Linked DNA regions of Homo sapiens: region 2 is linked to region 1. Evidence: chromatin contacts called from ENCODE Hi-C or POLR2A ChIA-PET data. All regions are on one chromosome and are shown on one strand. Each heading gives the region's core, a stretch centred on a gene start or an enhancer-like site at or near the end of the contact. The rest is flanking DNA. Distances are from core to core; before and after follow the strand shown. Region 1 holds the start of MTHFD2L (methylenetetrahydrofolate dehydrogenase (NADP+ dependent) 2 like). Region 2 overlaps MTHFD2L (methylenetetrahydrofolate dehydrogenase (NADP+ dependent) 2 like).

The links. A loop is a pair of places that touch in the nucleus more often than their neighbours do. ChIA-PET counts read pairs that join two places held with the same protein, here RNA polymerase II (POLR2A). Pooled maps may share reads with other maps.
Region 2: a loop to region 1 is called in a map of endothelial cell of umbilical vein, with 3 times the contacts of the local background. The contact joins the enhancer-like site here to the promoter of MTHFD2L in region 1. A Hi-C loop is called at or near these places in 1 of 168 maps with a recorded cell type or tissue (endothelial cell of umbilical vein), 2 of 37 single-sample maps with no recorded cell type and 8 of 50 pooled maps. POLR2A ChIA-PET finds 5 or more read pairs at or near these places in 1 of 52 experiments (BJ).

The regions. Positions count from the first base shown.
Region 1 is chr4:74,154,733-74,161,462 of GRCh38, forward strand. MTHFD2L (methylenetetrahydrofolate dehydrogenase (NADP+ dependent) 2 like) reads left to right here and starts at 3,386. Exons shown (of 8, transcript NM_001144978.3): 1 at 3,386-3,549. The coding sequence starts at 3,407. RefSeq lists enhancers at 2,525-3,283, 3,284-4,040.
Region 2 is chr4:74,227,834-74,234,563 of GRCh38, forward strand. All of the region lies in intron 6 of MTHFD2L (methylenetetrahydrofolate dehydrogenase (NADP+ dependent) 2 like), which reads left to right. Among named protein-coding and RNA genes, the nearest start is that of MTHFD2L, 73 kb to the left of the region's middle. RefSeq lists a silencer at 965-1,034. Within about 2 kb of position 3,143, at least 10 of the 41 ENCODE cell types and tissues checked have a DNase peak (open chromatin) inside an H3K27ac peak, as active enhancers do; they include endothelial cell of umbilical vein, where a contact is called at or near this core.

The DNA of each region.
Region 1 (6,730 bases), core at 2,136-4,635:
TTCCTGTTATTGTAGAATGACATTAGAAACCAATATCTGGGCTGAAGGTGTGCTTATTGCTTTCGGGTGTTGTTTTAGGCATTCTCAGCTGGCAAAGCAAATAAATATATGTATGTAAACTAACTCCTGAATATTCATACATCTATAAATATTTGTATATGTAACCATCTGTATTTGTATTAAGCTAAAACTGATGTTCCCAACTCTAATCCATTATCATATGGATTATTCTAGCCTCCTCCCATTGCTTATCTGTAAATTGCCACTCCAAAAATGAGGAACCTGGCTCCTATCATCCACTTCCATTTAAATAACTGTTTAATTCTGGTATACATGTATAGTCATATCAGAATTGGTAATGTAAATCAACAACTTTATTAACTAGAGCACAGTGCCTATGTGCAGTTTCTTCTATTGTTAGATTTTTAACCTTGCAATTCCAGTTATTTAGGTCAGCACCTTTTCCGCAGTCTTTCCCGTGAGATTGTTTCATATAAGTGTAATACAGTTAGATTATCTTGTCACAACCTTCATTCCTTCCTGGAAACCACCAACCTGCTAAATAATGTATTTTTTCCATTCCTCACAGCACATTTATTTCAGTAATTTTGTTATGTCGGTTCTTAGCATGAGTACAGTGTTACATGATTTTCATGCATATAATCACATCCAAAACAAGTTCTAAACTTTACACTGTAAACATTCTCATCATATGTAGAAATATTTTAATTGGTGTATTAAGTTTTGCTAACTGATCAAATTTGGAAGATATAAAATAATGTCTATTCTAAATTGTGTAGTGAGAATTGTTTGTTAATTACATTTCTACAATGTTAAATAAAGTAATAGGCAAATCTGTCCTGAAAGCATGTCAAACTTTAGGTAAAACATTAAAAAAGAAACAAATCTGTTAACAAATGAATGTCTGCAATAAAGAACATTAGATTTTTAAAATCTATTATCATACAAAAATATAAAGGGTAAATAGAATCTTTGTTGATAAAATATGAGGTAGCATGGATTCACCCCTTTATTGTCTGAGAAATGCAACAGGAGTAAAGAATATTTCCTTACCACAAATAATTTTCAGGATGATGTACATATTTCTTTTTGAAATACTTGTTTAAACAAATGTCCCTCCACTTTTTAGTACTGAAAAAGCCATTCCATGTGATTTAAAAAAAAAAAAAAACACTTTTACACATCTAGATAAAATGTGTAAAATGTTTGTATGTATTTAGAACATACAAACAAAATTTAATATCTTATTTTTCTATGCAAGTCTTGTGGAGAATAAACAGAGTCTTGATTCTGATAACACTGCAGAAAACATAATTTTCCAATGTGAATAATATTTTTTAATATGGTATACTTTGTTTCCCTCTTCCTGTTGTAAAGTTCTGTAGGTTTTGACAAATGCATAGTGTCACGTGTCTAACATTACAGTATCATACAAAATAGTTTCACTGTCCTAAAAACCCTCTGTGCTACACACTATTCAAACCTCCACCCTATCTTCTTAACCTTTGGCAACCACTGATCTTTTAACTGACTCTATAATTTTGCCTTTTATAGAATGCCATATAATAAAAATCATGCAGTATGTAGCCTTTTCAGACTACCTTCCTTCACTTATCAGTATGTATTTAAGATTCATCTACGTCTTTTTATGGCTTGGTAGCTTGCTCCTTTTCACTGATGAATAATATCCCATTGTATGAATATTTCACCGCTTATTTAAGAACATCTTGGTTTCTGGAGAATATGAATAAAGATGCTATAAACATTCATATGGTGGTTTATTGCAGACATATTTTAAAATCAGTTGGGTAAATACATAGGAACATGGTTGCTGGATTGCATGGTTAAATGATATTTAGCTTTGTAAGAATCTGCCAAACTGTCTTCCAAAGTGACTGAATCATTTTTTTATTCACCAACAATGAATGAGAGTTCCTGTTGCCACACATCCTTGCCAGCATTTCGTATTATCAATTTTTTGGACTTCAGCGGTTCTAATGGGAGTGTAGTGGTATCTCACTGTTGTTTTAATTTGTATTTCCTTAATGATAAATGATATTGAATATTTTTCCATTTTTTTTGACCTCTGTATGCCTTTTTTGGTGGGTGTTTTCAGATCTTTTGCTCACTTTTAACTGAGTTGCTTTTCTTTTTTCTTTAATTGTTGAGTTTCAAGAGTTCTTCGTATATTTTGGGTGTAAGTCTTGTAAAAATGTTTTGCGAATATTTTCTCCCAGTATGTGATTTGTTTCTTTATTAACAGTGTCTTTTGCATGGCAGAAGTTTAAATTGTTTTTTTCTTTTATGAATTGTGATTTAAGTGTTTTATCTAAAGTCTCATTGCCAAACCCAAGGTCACCTAGATTTTTTCCTGTATTTTCTTCTAGGCTGCTTATTTGTGTCAAATGGATTTAGATCAGCCAGGAAAGAGTAGGGTATCCCATTCTTATTGATATGATTTTAAAGAGCATATTTTCTGACAGTCTATGATTTTAAAAAACAAGTTTTCTCAGTAAAAGTGCAGCTATGAAAGACGTTGTTCTGACTCAACAGCAGCAGCCTGACCTTGGGAGAAAAGTTGTTTCCTGTTAACTTCCCAGCTGGTTTTATCTGTGACTGTTTTTTGTGTGTCTGTCTTAATTTGCAAAATGAATGGACAGTCTAATGTTTTACTTTTTCAGAGGGAGCAGATATTTTGCTTCCTCACCACACAAGCTCACCACACAATGCAGGGTTCTTAGCCTGCATCGACTTGATCATAACTCAGGAAAAGACAGATATTGGTCAATATTTCCTTCCAAAAGTGGAGATGATAAAGTAGAAGTATAGAAATCCTAAAGTCCAGACCTTCCTTGTTCAGCCAGGTTTTGCTCCTTCTCCACACACCTTTGTTCTTTTCTCCAACTTCCAAGGAATCTCACAAAGGAAGTGGGAAACAATGAACCTATTACTTCTTTCCTGCTTTAAATCCAATTCCACGTAGTCACGGAGACTGTTGGGCAGGATCTCTGGCTTGGTGGAAAGTGGGGCGTGCTGCCTAAAGTGATAGTTTGGAGGCCTTCTCTGTGCCGTCGCTATGGGAATGCCAGCTATATGTTGGCTGGGTGCGGGGCCCAGTCGCCAGGCCACACTGCACGCTTCCACATCCTCAGAGGGCCCGGGACTTGGGTCCTGGCCCCGCCCCCTGCGGACCCGGCACTCTGTCAGTTCCGTCCCCGGTCCTGGGAACCGCTCTTTACCCCACTCTGCGTGTCTGCCGGAACCTGGCTGGGAAGCGCTACTTGCTGCCCTGCCAGCCCGGGTGAGGGCGGAGCCAGGCCTCCAGCCGCGAGGACTGGAGTCGCGGGAGGTGGAGCCCCAGTCCGGAAGCCGGGGATCCGCGGCCATGACGGTGCCGGTCCGCGGCTTCTCGCTGCTCCGCGGCCGCCTTGGCCGAGCGCCGGCGTTGGGCAGAAGCACAGCACCCTCCGTAAGGGCACCGGGAGAGCCCGGGAGTGCGTTCCGGGGCTTTCGGAGCAGCGGTGTGAGGTACGAGGGCTGCGGGCGCCGGGTGCGGAGCCGCTGGCGGTGGGAGGTCGGCGGGGGCGCGGGCGGCGCTCGCGCGCGTGGGGCCCAAGGCTCGTGGGCGGCCGCGCGGCGGCGGGCTGGGTCGAGGACAGCCTTGTCTGTGAGGTGGCCTTGCCGGTCGCGCGGGCGAGTCGCAGTTGCCTCAGCTTGGGGAACGAAAACGTGCTCTGCTCTGGGCTCTCGCACCAGAATGTTCCATCTTTGCAGCAGGTGCACTTGATTTAGGAAGACATTTGAGGCACTAAGAAAAGGTAGTATAAAAACACGTGGTCGGCTTGGTCAAACATTTGTTTTTACTTTGGTTATTTTAGTGTTTCGTAAATAAAGGAGTAGGCGTTGTGCAGATGACTTACTAATGTTTGCGTTTCTGAATTCCTTTGTTAATAGTGTTGTCTAAGTCTTTTCCAACTCTAAAATTATTTATGGTTTCACAAAACCAAATATCAATCCAGATTTCTCAGTCTTTTCATGTATGGCTCTCCCTCCCTAAACCTCTGTCAGGTGATGAGACTTAGATTCATTACATGTCTTGGTTGCTGGCAAGAACCATGCAAATACAACAGGGTACGCACTCTTCTATCTTATGCTTTACCAGTCTTAGTTGCAAAATCCGTCTTAACAAGATGAAAATATATCTTCTTGACCCAGAGCTTGTGAGTCCAGAAGAGCCTCTGTTTTCAGACTTTCAGGGCTTCCAGAAATGCGCTTTCATTGCCATTTTACGTCCAAAATTGTGTCTCACTCGAGTTTTTGTATCCGCCAGTGCCCAGCACAATCCCTAGAAAAGCAATGACTGGTAACGTGGAAACTTAGATACTGTTTATTTAATTTAAATCAGTTAACTCCCTATTGTGTACATTTAGATCTTAGTCTCGAGTGTCTGAATTTAAAAATTACTTCCTATAGGATTTGCTTTGGACATAATTTCTTGTGACTAGGTCTTCCACAAGGATATGTGAGAAAATAACAGTGAATCAGAGTTGTGTAAGCTGTAGTAGGTTGGGTAAGAATGTTCCACTTAGTTTGGAACTACCAGCTAGATCTACTACCTAGGAAAAGCAGATTCTGTAGAATTCTATTTGTTTTAAAGAATTGAGGAAATTATTTGCCGTCACTCTAAATTACTTGTTTGTATCATTATTTTTTGAATTTCAGTTGTTTTAGGGGTGCTTTTCAGGGTGAGGATAACTTGTTTCAAATAGTACAACTTGATTAATTTCCCTGTCAGCTTGCTGTAAACAACTCCATCTCCCCATCTTCTCCATGACCTGCATACATTGAATGGAAGTCATTACAAACAACAGTTACAACCCCAAAATTTGGTTGTAGCCCCTTGCTTTGTACACACACACCAACTCATGTAGAATTCAAAACTTTTAAGTTACACATAATGACCTCTTTATAATTTAAAATAGTTGAGTGCAAAGGTTTTGGAAAGCTATTATCCCTATGCACTGTAAGAGTTACTAATTTCAGCCCGGCTGCTTTCAGTTCCACTTGATGCAGATTATAGTTATAAAAAAAGTAATATATTTTGATAGTTTTTATTTTTTAAAGAGGGCACTAGGCAAGTTAAGATAAGGCGGGGGTTTTGACGCCCTCTTTGTACTGAATACCATCTCTGAAGGTGAGGTTGGCCCCAAGGTTGAGAAACACCTGTGGACTGGTGGGTCTCGGGTGGGGAGGAATTCGGACAGTGTGTTGATGCTTATTGGTGTCTCTTTTCTCTTCTAGGACCAGCAGAGAGAAGAGATTCCATCTTCCAGAGGTTGCCACTGTCTGCCTCCCCACTTGTCCCCATCCACAGTCATCTTTTTTATATATATAATGACACATTAGTTGTCTAGTTCTTCATAGTTAATGTGGTTTAAGTCTGACATCTTTTCTTTTGCCATGAAATTTACACCTTAGTGTTATTCTCACTGAAAATTGCCTTTGAGTTTGATAAACTCTTATCCCAGTGATATTGACTGTTTTAAATTAACAGATTTATCACCATTTCTGAGCTGTGTAGGGCCTTAATTGAAAAAGTATCTTTGATTATTTTTTCACATTTTGGCCACATGCCTATAATAATGGAATATTTACAGTACTTTTTAGTGGAGAACTTTTTTAAGTAGAATTTCAATAATTAATGTTTGATGGAGTTTGGAAGTTACCGTATTTTGAAGTATCGTTTAACATTCTTCTCTCAATGAGTTTTCCTTTAAAATTTGCAGTGAATTTGTTTTCCTGTTTATGCATGAGAATTTAGGTCTTATTAATTGGGGGAAATTAATGTTAAAGTAATAAATAAGCCCTTGTTGCAGCTTATTGTTTCTTGAAATGAATTAACTATCCAGGCAAAAGGTTAAAAATGAAAAAAAAAGTCTTTGTAACTAAATTTTTCCCATTTTGTTGTGGTATTTGAGGAGTTTACAAATCAAAATGTCCTGGGTTAAAAGGCATCACATGAGTTTGTGCCCATTGCTTTTCAGTGTGAGGAGTCTGATAGCAGCCCATCCCATTTGGGTGGGAAGGTTATAGACCTTGCACATTAATGCCATGCTCAAAGCAGATTTGCAGGTATCCTGCAACACAGGGACTTTCACAAAACCCGCTTTGGCTTATTCTACCTGAACTACTTATTTTAATTAACTAAATGGATATCCCAAGCATTCCATGTTTATCCTGTTGCTCAGTGAATCCTCAAATCGTTAATTTGGTAGATTCTCTTTTTTGTCTTCATACTATTATTTCTTTTAGCTTTTAAAAAAATTGTGTACTGCCTACAGGTCTTTATGGAAGTTTCACCTTTCTTTGTGTCGCACTGGCATCGGCTGTATAATTTTTGCAGCTAGACCACATTTTAAAAAAATCTACATTTTTGGAACTAGTAAAAGATACTTATTTGTGTTATTTAAGTATTCACGTCTTTTACCGTGGGTAGTTAAGTTTAATAATTTAAAAAGACACATTTTATCAGTAACAATGTTCATTTTATTTTTCAGACTCTTCCCTCTACTACTTACTCTGTATTTCTGTCTCTTCTAATGACTAGGAAAGGCAGTTTCTCAAAATCATCTTCTATTTAGTTGGCAAATGTGATAATGTGGGTAGTGTTCCTACCTTCCTGCTGTATGTGTTCTACTGAAATGAGATA
Region 2 (6,730 bases), core at 1,893-4,392, 73 kb after region 1:
TTAGAGGTGTAAAAGTAGAAACAGAGAGGAGAGGTATTGCAATTTCATTTAATGGGTCTAGATTTTGCTCTAATTTGTTTTGTATTTGAACACATAGTTTCAATCAAATTTAATAAAATATCTGATTCTTCTATAGGCCCTTTTCTGGAACCTAGAACATATACATGACTGCAGGAACAGTAGTTGGCTCCTCATAGAGTAAAAATAGAAATGTTCTTTTTCCCAGAAAAAAAATCAGTAAGCTGGTACAGATAACCATACCACATTGCCTGTTTTTCCAAAAAATTACATTTGGGTGATATCAAATGCAAATTTTTGAACTGCATTGACAGAAGTCAGGCATGTTTAGAGAGTTAGTAAACTTTTTCAGACCACAGATCAGCATTAAGTGAAATACTGCTTCAGCCACTGATACCTTCATGGCAGATAAGTATTATACTGACTTCTTTTTAGAGACACTTCTGTTCACACACAAGACACAGAATTTGTTGAATAAAGAGGAATTTGAATGCTCATCTTTGTCCGTTTCTAACCTTAGGAAGAATGAAGTTTACATTATCCTTAAAAGGTATTATTTGACTAATGTTAACAGCTTGTACAGAATATTTGACTATTGTCCTTAGATAACATTTATCAAATATTATATTGAATGAGTATTTTATTCTAGTGGAGGAAAATCTCTCATCATGCCTTCCTACTCGTGGTTTGTTTTATTATTATGACAAATGGCACATGGGTGATCACAATCCACTTGCAAGAAACACTGATATTCTCTTGTAACTAAGTCAAAGCTTATGCCATAATGCCAACACTGTTGTCCTCCTTGAGTTTATCCTCTCTAGCTTTCTTTGTAAAGGCCTAAATCAGCCTTGAGTACAGATATTTAAAAAGAAGACAGGAAAAGAAAAAGAAAAGGAAAATAAAGGAACAGAAGGACAAGGAAGACTCAAGCCTATATAAAATAAACAAGACAGGAGCCAGGAGGTACTCAAGCTTTAGGTGTGGTGGGTGTTGAGGCTGTCCCACAAGCATCCCGCTGAGGGTATTTTCTTACCACCAGAGGGCGCCAGTCAGGTGAGCAGCTACTTCAGATGTAGCCAAGTTGGCCATACACCATGCTAATACTAGTTAGAAGACATTTTAAACAAAGACAGTGGGAAGAAGTCCTGTTCCTTGCTTTTTTATTTCACCTTTAATGCCTCTTACTAAATACAAAAGTATGTTGAATGTAGAAGACAGATTTGTATGTAGTTCTGCAGTCTTCTTGAAGAAATAAATATTTAGCCAATGGGAAATTTAGGGGAAGAAAATTGAGAATTTATAAGAAACAACTAAAGATTGCTACATTTCCAGTTAATTAATAATCACCTGGAGAAGTTAGGGATAAAACATGTAGGCATTTATAAATTATAGAAAGAATGTGAGTGAATATAAAAAATAAATCCCATATAACCAGACAATAGGAATAAAGTATTGCCAGAATGACCATATCATGCATTGTGTGTGGGAACTAAACAAATACAAATAGCAGTGGGTATTTAAAGGAAATAGTGATCTAATGGCAGAGGTAGCCAGAACGGGGAGGGCTAGATCACTGTCATAATGAGAATGTCAGCATATATGGAAACAACCTCATCTAGGAGAACTCAGGGTAGAAGGAGGAGGATTGCGTGATATATATCAGAAAGAATGATAATGTCTGAGAGATGAGAGTGAAGAATGTGGTAATGAAATCTTGACACAAGCTTGAAGAAAGTAAAAGAGGAAATCCTGTGTGAAGATCCTGAGACATGAATATTAGCTTATTTAATATTAATGTCATCCCTCCAGTTTCTCATAGTACTACTCCTACTGGCTTATATATCACTCACCTTTTTAAAATTGCCCCCAAAATTGAGATTTAGACTCAGTTAGAAGCTTAGATCTGCAGAATCAGACCCTGTCACACTATGCAATTAGAAGTAAGTAGCTTCAAGTCCCTACTCAAAGCCAAATCTCTGAGTTCACAGAGAGAGTTAACAAGTTTCTAGAGTACTTTAATGTACCATGGTTATAGCACATAGTACCTGTTTATAGTTGTTATCTTCATTAGACTACAGCAGGTAAAGGCGTGGTATTTTTTTTTAAGCTTGCTAGGTAAGTGCTTAGAACAATATCTAACACATAGTGGTTGCCCAGTAAATGTGAGCTGTGTTGATTTTGAGATTATAACTACAATAAGAACTTTTTCAAATTGATACATATTTAGCCGATATAATCTAATTTTTTAAGATGGAATTATTCTAGTTGTTGGATTTACACACTGTAGCATTATTTTTGGGAACTACCAAATTATTCCAGTTTGTCATCATAAAGTAGTTGCTAAAGCAATAAAAAGTGAAATATTTATTCATGAAAGAGTAGTTCATGTCATTAAGTGTATGAATGGAGTGATTTAGGTGTAAATGTTAAGATTAAGAAATGATGGGAAAGGTGGCCGGGTGCAGTGGCTTACATCTGTAATCCTAGCACTTTGGGAGGCTCAGGTGGGTGGATCACCTGTGGTCAGGAGTTTGAGACCAGCCTGTCCAACATGGTGAAACCCTGTCTCTACTAAAAATACAAAAATTAGCCAGGTGTGGTGGTGGGTGCCTGTAATCCCAGCTACTCAAGAGGCTGAGGCAGGAGAATCACTTGAACCCGGGAGGCGGAGGTTGCAGTGAGCCGAGATCACACCACTGCACTCCAGCCTGGGCAACAGAGCAAGACTCTGTCTCAGAAAAAAAAAAAAAAGAAAAAAGAAAAAAAGAAATTATGGGAAAGGTGAAGAAAGAGTAAGGAGACTATTACATCTAAAGAACAGTAAGAGTACTGGATGGTTGAAAGGGGAGGAGCAGTTTAGGGAAAGGCTAAATCAGCTTTGCACAAGCTACTGATAAAGAAGGGAAAGCTAGCCAGTATCAATTCTAAGATCATGTTGGAGATCATTGGGCTTTCTCGTATCTGCTTTAAGGAAACTGTAGGCTATCCTAAGTCTGTAAAATTCTAGGAATCTTCATTATTCAGCAGGATAGGCAAGTTTTTTTAGACATTGTCCACATTACCCTCCACCCATCTGAGTAAACTCTGAAACTATATTCAGGAAATGAGCTGCTGAGTCAATGCCACTTGCATGTCAAGCTCTGGATGCAGTGTCACGGTGGTGAAAGCTGGCATTTTTGGCCACTAAGCCATCCCTTCCAGCATGACGAATGAACCTTCACAGTTGTAACTTTAGAGTGTCTATTGCAACACTTTTAATGACAGATACCATGATATAAAACAGGATAAATGGGCAATTTAGTAACTCAGAATATTCATACTTACTTGTCATAAAGTACAAAGTGACCAACGAATTTCCTTTCACCACTTCTCCAATCATATTATCAAGTCTTAGAAACACTCCCATCAAACATTATCCTAGGGCTCAATAGGGTTTTCCCCCGGGTGTATTTCCTCCTCCTTGAAACAGGGTTCGTAATTTTCAGGAAACCAGGACATGGAGAAGTTCCAAGGGGTGGGGCAAGGAAATAGCTCCACCATCCCCACAGCTCATGCAACCCGGGAGTACAACTTGCTCACTTACGGCCCTGAGTGCTTCCTGAGTGATGCCAGCACATTTCATGGCTTCACTCATACTATAGTCCTTTCCATATCTCATTTCTTATTTGTTATTGTCCAGCTTGTCCTCTTTTGCTAGCCTCTGCTACTCCACTTAAGGGTTCCTTCCCTCCTTCCTAAAAGTTGTCATTATTTTCATGGTACAGAGTAGTGAAAATGCACAGGCCTTTCTAAAGTAAGAATTCCAGGATTTAAATTCCAGCTCTGAGACTTGCTGATTGTGAGCTTGGTCTCATTTCTGAATCTCAATCTGTTCATTGATGTGATTTAAATGATAATAATAAAAGTAACCTTTCATAGCGATGTCTACTTTATATTTTTGATCTTAACTATGCTGATCTAAGTAGAATTTCCCATATCTAAAATGATGCCTTTTACTTATTGAAAGGCATTTTAGTGTGGTTTATGTGTAATACCAAATAAAGAATATTTAACACTTCTCAAAAAAAAACCTTTTGCATAGTGTAATCAAGCTAGCCAATCCATGTAAAGAGCATAGCACAGTGCCCAGTATATTGCAAATATTCAATAAGTGTTATGTGTTAATGTATTCTATGTTAGGCATTGCATGTGAATATTTAAACAATTTAGAAATGATAAATCAGTTGATTATTAAGCTACAACTTAGCATAACTAAAAGAATATACTTCTTGGTTGCTTTTGATACTAATACAGTATCAGAGTAGAGTAGTTCTTATAAGCATAAATAAATTAAGAAGTGACTTACACATGAGGGACCAACTTTATGGAAACTTTATTTTTATACTTAAGATGTATGCCTTCTCAGGATGACATCAGCACTTGTTCATAGATGTGTATTATGTTGTTCCCTGGATGAATTCCTTATTGCCTCTCCCTCCTTTGGAACAACCTGACTTTGAGAGGGGAGATAGGGAAGGCCGAGGCACTTAGATGAAAGGGATTTTTTTCTCTCAGGCCTTTATCCACCGTCCCAGTCTCCCTCTCTCTCTGTTTCTACCTCATCTTCCCACCTCAGGCTATTCTGGCCCTCACAACCCATGCCCAAAGCCTAAGTTACTAAGTAAGCAAAGCTTCCCTGGCCTGCAGTGAGCTTTGTCAATACCTGAGAGGGCAGCCTGACTACTGATATTTTTCTTGGTGTCAGTAATACATCCTTACTGCAAAAACTTAGAAAACTTGGACAATAGAGAGGGAGGGAAAGAACCTTAATCCCAACCAAAGTGAAATAAGGTAAACAATTTGATGTTTGACCTTGTACTGTTTTATATTTATACATAGATCTAAATATTTAAACAATTCTTTTGCCTTGTATATACTATTTGTATTTAGCAGCTCTACACCATGTACGTGCTTCTTCATAAAATGCTTTCTTCCAAAACAGACTTCTAATGACTCTATAGTATTGAGTGCTATGGATATACTAAATTTTATTTATTCAGTTCTTGACTATTGGACATTTAGATAGTTCCCTGAGTTTTACTGTTATGAATAATGCAGCAAACAGCTGTAAACATCTTAGATTATTTGCATCGTAACCCATAATATTTATCGTATTGGTCTTAAGTTTATTTTCTTAGTAATTATTACTTATATTCTAAAAACAAATGAACATTTAAGCTTGGTGTATAATAAAGGCTTACACGTGTGTTTAATATTAAAGCATATTTCATACCTTACCTGTGCATTTATGTAAAGTTTTAACAGAGAGAGGAGATAGCTGTGTCTCGTTTGTAACCCATTCTCCAGGCCTGTTACCATTACCAATCAGTATACTATGAAGCTTTAGATCCTTATCTTTCCACAAGAGAAGATAGAAGCCTAGTGTGTGGGGAAGGGGACTCAAATATGAAGTGGGGTGTAGTATCAAAAGAAACGTGGTCTTTAAAGTAAAGAGGGTTTGGTTTTAAATTCAATTTTAACTTTAAAAATCACATCTAACTCTCTGGGCTTTATTTTCAGCTATCGCAAAATGGAGGTAGTAATACTAGTGTTTATAAACTGTCATGAGAATTACATCCTTAGCACATAATGGCTACTAAGTGAAGGTAGTTTCCCTTCCCTTCATTCTCCTATTGTGTGGTGAGCTCCTATTGTGTGGTGAGCCAATCACTAAAATTACAACATGTTTTAAATGAAAATATATGAAAATTTATTATCTATTATGAAAAGACTTTAACTTTCTAATACTTTGGTAATATAGACTGTACAAAAACATGTACAAACTTTTATATGTTTCCTTGCTCGTTAGCCTCAAATAAGCAAAAACATTTTTCCAAGATCGATCACCTCAGAACCATCACAAAGTTTTATTTTTTTTTCTTCATTTGACTGAGACCCTTGTGTTTTTCTCCTCAACTTGTTCTAATTACAGGGACTTTTGAAAAGGGGGAATCTTTTCATCTCTAGGTTTTTTCAATCTATGGTATTAGTACATGGTTAGCTGAGGTTGATTTTTTTTCTTTTGAGGCTCTTCTCTCAACACATATATATGTACTATTTCTGATTTTTCATGAGTAAAACAAGCATTGATAGCAATATCCAAAAAAGCTTCAGTAAAGAACAATTTATATCAAAGATCTTTCTTCACTGTGGAGAATCACAGACTTCCTTGGAAATATACTTTAGATGGTCAAATGATACATCATTTAAACTTAATTCTATTTGGGTCCATGCATGTATATCATGGGCTTGGGAAGAAGTGAGGTTCTTCCTTTCAAGTTATGTCTGTAGCCTTTGATATTATCACTTTGTTATATTTTTATGTCCAGGTCTTTAAAAGGTTTATGTTAGGAAATACTTAAATATACCCAAAAGTGTATAAGAATAATGTTAATTAAAACGTTAACACTTATGTTATCAATACCTAAATTTGACAGATGTGAATATTATGTATATTTTCAATCTACCTGTTTTATATTTCTATAACTTGCTTTGTTTTGACTAATGCTATGACTTTCAAGTTTGCCCATGCTAATAGATGTAGCACTATTTCTATAATACTCAATTGCTGAGTATCCATTTTCTGTTGATGAATATGTATGCTATTTCCAATATATTGCTATTATGAACAGTTCTGTAATGTTTAAGTTTATACATATTTTCTTGGAGA